Regions from separate parts of the Homo sapiens genome. Here region 1 is linked to region 2. A link is an interaction called in ENCODE POLR2A ChIA-PET data of the cell type or tissue named here. Cell type or tissue: IMR-90. All regions are shown on one strand. Links, peaks and the distances in the headings refer to the core of each region. The heading gives the core; the rest is flanking DNA.

Region 1 (2,906 bases), core at 407-2,906, 920 kb after region 2:
CATGATTTCCCTCACTTCTAAAATATTTCCACCAAAGTTTTGAATATTGATTTGTTCCTACCTTACCAAGCCCTCAGACTGAGAAAAGAAGAAATTAAGATGAGCCTTGCTGCTATTTTTTGTTTTAATCATTACACACAATGCTCCTCCCTCTCCCAGCCACCACGTGGCTAAACCCCCTTTGGCAATACAGGCAAAGACATAACTTTAGACGTTAACCTTGTTTTAAAATGTGCCTTTCGGCAAATAGATAAGTGAGAAGAGAGATCAGGATCTGGGGGTGTTAACGGCATAAAGTGAGATGCTCCTGAACTGAACGAGCAAGAAAAAATATTTTCTTGAAAGCAGTCCTCCAGAAAGAATTCTTATCATAGATAAGGGTGCAGTCTAGTGGCAAACTTCATGAAATGCAGCCCCTTCTCCAAAGGAAAGTTAGAATACTTCTCAAGGGAGGAAGCACAATGTAAAAGGTGTAACAGCCCACACCAAGTCCACCCAGCAGGGGCAGTGACATTGGTCATTTCTCTCTGACTTGCCTGTGAGGCTCATGGCTCACTCAGGTCAATTTCAGAAAAAGCTAAAACCACCACCTTCCTATTTCAAGGCCTTAGTTTTCTTTCATTTTATTAAAGAGGTTCTAGTGGCATGATTCGGTTCCTGGTCAGGACCTCTTCCAAGCAGGTCCTGTGGCCCTGTCAGCTCATATTCCTGGGATGTGCCTATAAGCACCAACTAACCTGTCAACCTATCACAAGGTCTCCTCCAGCTACTCTGCCACCCACTCCCTCCAGGGATGTGGCCCTGCCCAATAGAAATACCTCTGCAAAGTGACAGAGAGGGAAGTGTCACTCCAATCCACCTTTCTTCCCTCTAAGAACCCCACACACAAGGACACTTTAGGCCACCATGCAAGGTTTTCAGACTTAGCATTTCCTCCAAAGTGTCCATCTCTGCAACTCACTGCTCTCAATAATGCTGTTGTATGAATGTCCATTCCTGCAGATACACAACACACACACATACACACACACACACAGAGAGAGAGAAAGAGAGAGAGAACCTCCCTGGCCAACGCAGCTGAAGGCAACTGGTCACCTCTTCATCATGAGTACTGAAACCCCCTGATTAAATCCTCTTCTCCAGACTTTTAGGGGAGAAATTCAATTTTTTCTTCTTTTTTAAATTTAGCTCACCAGACATCACTGGCCATTCTACACTACCTGTCCCCCAAACACACACACACACACACCCCACATGGAAACAGACACCAGCATACAGTCAATTGCAGAAGCTTAGGAAGATTTCTTGGGCACGGTATATCCAGTTGGCTAATAAGAAAATACGTCTCCCTTCAGCCTGTGCCTTGACTACTTAAAGGATAGGAGGGAAGGGGAGACGAAGTTACTCTCCTCATTGTGTTCACCCTGCTCCGAAGAACTCTGTCTTCCACTGGCCCCTCCACCTCCTCCCCATTCTCGGTAGCCCCAGCCTGTCCCCCTTGCCCCTTTCTTACATTCCGGGGGGAGGAGGGCGCTGTTCAGAGGGGAGGAGGGCGCTGTTCAGGGAGCGAAGGGGAGCCCCCTTGTGTCTAGAAGGCCTCTCCCCACCCCCACCCCGTGTGAGTTTGTACTGCAAAGCTCCTTGGCATCCTTGCCTGAGTTGGGTGTTGGGAAGCTCAAATTGCAGCTACAAACTGGCTGGCAGCCAGGGGCCGGCTATTTAAAAGCGCCTGCTCTCCCGGAGCCCCGTAGTCTCTTTGGAAACTTCTGCAGGGGAAAAGAGCTAGGAAAGAGCTGCAAAGCAGTGTGGGCTTTTTCCCTTTTTTGCTCCTTTTCATTACCCCTCCTCCGTTTTCACCCTTCTCCGGACTTCGCGTAGAACCTGCGAATTTCGAAGAGGAGGTGGCAAAGTGGGAGAAAAGAGGTGTTAGGGTTTGGGGTTTTTTTGTTTTTGTTTTTGTTTTTTAATTTCTTGATTTCAACATTTTCTCCCACCCTCTCGGCTGCAGCCAACGCCTCTTACCTGTTCTGCGGCGCCGCGCACCGCTGGCAGCTGAGGGTTAGAAAGCGGGGTGTATTTTAGATTTTAAGCAAAAATTTTAAAGATAAATCCATTTTTCTCTCCCACCCCCAACGCCATCTCCACTGCATCCGATCTCATTATTTCGGTGGTTGCTTGGGGGTGAACAATTTTGTGGCTTTTTTTCCCCTATAATTCTGACCCGCTCAGGCTTGAGGGTTTCTCCGGCCTCCGCTCACTGCGTGCACCTGGCGCTGCCCTGCTTCCCCCAACCTGTTGCAAGGCTTTAATTCTTGCAACTGGGACCTGCTCGCAGGCACCCCAGCCCTCCACCTCTCTCTACATTTTTGCAAGTGTCTGGGGGAGGGCACCTGCTCTACCTGCCAGAAATTTTAAAACAAAAACAAAAACAAAAAAATCTCCGGGGGCCCTCTTGGCCCCTTTATCCCTGCACTCTCGCTCTCCTGCCCCACCCCGAGGTAAAGGGGGCGACTAAGAGAAGATGGTGTTGCTCACCGCGGTCCTCCTGCTGCTGGCCGCCTATGCGGGGCCGGCCCAGAGCCTGGGCTCCTTCGTGCACTGCGAGCCCTGCGACGAGAAAGCCCTCTCCATGTGCCCCCCCAGCCCCCTGGGCTGCGAGCTGGTCAAGGAGCCGGGCTGCGGCTGCTGCATGACCTGCGCCCTGGCCGAGGGGCAGTCGTGCGGCGTCTACACCGAGCGCTGCGCCCAGGGGCTGCGCTGCCTCCCCCGGCAGGACGAGGAGAAGCCGCTGCACGCCCTGCTGCACGGCCGCGGGGTTTGCCTCAACGAAAAGAGCTACCGCGAGCAAGTCAAGATCGGTGAGCGCGCTCAGTGTGCCAGTCAGTTACGCGGCGCACGGGCGGGGG
Region 2 (2,906 bases), core at 148-2,647:
ATAATTTGTCAAGGACTGGTGAAAATGAGCTCTAGGCTAGGCTAGGCTAGGCATAGAGGTAGAAGAAGCCAAGAATATAGAAGAGGATTATATATAACAATTATATGTCTTACATTGTTTTTCAGGAATGTTCCAATTAAAACTATTCTATCCCATTTTTCCTGTTCATGTTCACCATATATATGATTTTTGGCATTTAATAATCCATAGTAGGCATTTAATCAATGTTTATTGATTGAGTGACTAAATAAAAGAATAGACAACTATTGCTCCAGGCCAACCTTCCTGCTACGTTGGGTCCCACAGGCCACGTGTCCTGCACAATCAGGGAGTCCATTTACAGAGACAAGATGTAAAGTTTGACCCCAGTCAGGACAAGGCGAGGATTACTTTAGAAATCATGTCTGAGACATAAGCTGGTTCTGTTTCTAGATGGAAAGAAGGAAACATTTTCTAACTTTTCTGCCTTCTAATAGTGCACAGCCCTTTTCCGTCTTTCGAATGAAAAAGTAGCGTTGCATAGCCGCTGTCATCTCTCACCGAGCTCTCACAGCCCTTTGCACATTCCACAAACCACTATTAGCACTTTTGTCACCACTGATACGTCTGTGCCTTCATTGTGGGGTCCGTAGAACCATATTGGTATCCCCAGCCCTAGGACACAGAGCCTGGCACATAGTAGGTACTCAGCAGCTGATGCTGGGGAATGAGAAAATGTCCTACATGTTTCCCTAAACAGAGGCCCAGCAGTTGCCTCCCAGCTCCTCCTGTGTCTGAAATCTGAACTCCATTAGCAACCCCCTTTCCCTGACCCTGATTTGAACTTTAGTTTGCTAAGCTGAAAGAGAGAAAGACGTAAAATGGGAAGAGGAGCAGACATTTTTTTTTTTTTTTTTTTTTTTTTTTTGCCTCACGGGCTATCCCACCCCCTTTGCCCGTGCATTCCAAGACAGATCAGGACCCAGGTGGAGCTGGCTGCTGTGTACCCCCTTCCCTCACAGGCGGGCAGGAAAGCCTGGCTGGGAACCTCCACGGCCCATCGGGTGTGCATGGGCCATGCTGTGACCTGCGGCTGAACTGCTGAGGCCCGGTCTGGTCTTAATACCCAGGCAGCTGCTCCTGAGGCAGGAGTCCTGGGGGAAGGAAAGACCATGCTAAGGTGCAGCTCCAGAGTGCCACAGTGTAAATTGCTGTTTGCACACTGGAATCATTTATGAAAGGTTGGGTTGCCTGTCCCAACTGGGTAGACCTGTGGAAAGAGGTCCCACACATCTCTAAAAATGCTGAGATGAGAGAGACAAAAACATGCAGGAAGACCAAAGATGGGAAGTCATCCCCTTCCCTATGCTGAGAGAGAGAGATAGAGATATATATATATATATATATATAGAGAGAGAGAGAGAGAGAGAGAGATTAAAGAAGGGAACACCAGGAAATACTCTGATACTATTCATGTATATGAAAATGAAGTAATTATGCTTCATTTTCCTGTAGTCACTCCTCTCCGATTCTAGGTAAACTCTGAAAGTGGGTAGAGCTCCGCAGTGCAGCTGGGACACTGAGGCCAGAGAGAAGCTTCTTGGCTCAAAACTTAGATTCCAGGCATCTCATGAATTCCTCTCCGGGAGATGTGTAACTAAGAATATGTGGTCTGAAGTGACTTCGATGATTCTCTACTCTAATCTCCTTGTTTTTCAAATAGAGCATCTAAATGCTTCATATTTGGTTCCAAAGTGCTATGGTTTGAATGTGACTGTCAAAAAAAACATGTGTTGGAAATTTAATTTCCAATGCTACAGTTTTGGGACATGGGGCCTAATGAGAGGTGATTAGACCAAGAAGGTGGGGTGAATGGATTACTGCTGTTATCATGGGAGTGGGCTTGTTATTGCAGGAGTGGTTTCCTTATAAAAGTGCAATTTTAGCTATTTGGCCTCTCTCTCTCTCTCTCTGTCTCTCTGTCTATCTCTATCTCTTTCACCCTCCACCTTCCACCATGGGATAACGTAGCAAGAAGTCCCTTGCCATATGCTGGCCCCTTGATCTTAGACTTCCCAGCCTCCAGAACTGTAAGAAAGTAAATTTCTGTTCTTTATAAATTATCCAGTCTGTGGCACTTAGAAAAAATAATAGCACAAAATAGACTAAGACACAAAGGAATGGAAAATTATGTTGGGGTTAGGATCCTGGGGGTCAAAGAAGAGTGATTGCCTCCCTTATCCTTGGGTGAAGAGGAAGAGACTCATATGTGCCTTCTAGGAAACATCATGCTATTTTGTTTGGTCTCTTATTCTCCATCTGCTTGTCCGTGTTCACTGCTAACGAGGGATCCTGGCTGAAATGTAGTGGTCATGTGGTGGTGTTGGGAAGAAGAAGGCTCGTACAATGAGATTTGATGTCCCTGTCCCACACAGGGATGGTTCCACTCTCAGAACGAGGCCCAGTCTCTATCTGCCAGAAGTTCTGACAGAAGAGCAGAGTTTCAGCACTGTCTTGTGCCATAGCATAGAATGCATGGATTTCCAAAGGCAAAAAGGACTGGCAGACGACACCCAGTGAGAACTGGAACCCTTCACCCATTCTGCAAGGTGTTTCAGGCAGTGGCTGGAGGCAGAGGATGATGCACTTCCATCTTAGTGAATTTCTAGTGTCTCAGAGCCTCTGGCCTGTCCATAGAGCATAACTGTGCCTGTTGAGGGCATGGCTCTAGCACATCTACTTTCATCCTCTCCTTCCCACCAAACCTGGCCCTACTCTTTGTTGAGATGGTCAGAGGAACAGAAAGGGGATGAGTAGAAGAGAAACAGATGAGGTTTTGGAAATGACCAATGCATTTGTTAGGTGGACTATGAAGGTCAGCTGGGCAAGTGTCATCAATCCTATTTTACAGATGGAAACTGTGAAGA

The links. ChIA-PET counts read pairs that join two places held together with the same protein. Peaks named below come from ENCODE experiments on the same cell type or tissue, not always from the same donor. Only the 100,000 strongest peaks of a DNase experiment are listed, where the experiment ranks them.
Region 1: POLR2A ChIA-PET joins it to region 2 with 16 read pairs; 2 of 35 experiments call an interaction of 5 or more read pairs at or near these places.

The regions. Positions count from the first base shown.
Region 1 is chr2:216,694,391-216,697,296 of GRCh38, reverse strand. IGFBP5 (insulin like growth factor binding protein 5) reads left to right here and starts at 1,748. Exons shown (of 4, transcript NM_000599.4): 1 at 1,748-2,858. The coding sequence starts at 2,522. It overlaps IGFBP-AS1 (IGFBP5 antisense RNA 1), which reads right to left and starts at 2,851. Exons shown (of 6, transcript NR_187138.1): 1 at 2,536-2,851. In IMR-90, for the core only: a CTCF peak has its summit at 1,561 (motif pointing left); a DNase peak (open chromatin) is centred at 1,666; H3K4me3 peaks cover 1,313 bases; H3K27ac peaks cover 2,331 bases.
Region 2 is chr2:217,615,848-217,618,753 of GRCh38, reverse strand. All of the region lies in intron 2 of DIRC3 (disrupted in renal carcinoma 3), which reads left to right. Among named protein-coding and RNA genes, the nearest start is that of DIRC3, 170 kb to the left of the region's middle. In IMR-90, for the core only: no CTCF peak of the experiment used is centred there; a DNase peak (open chromatin) is centred at 1,613; H3K27ac peaks cover 373 bases.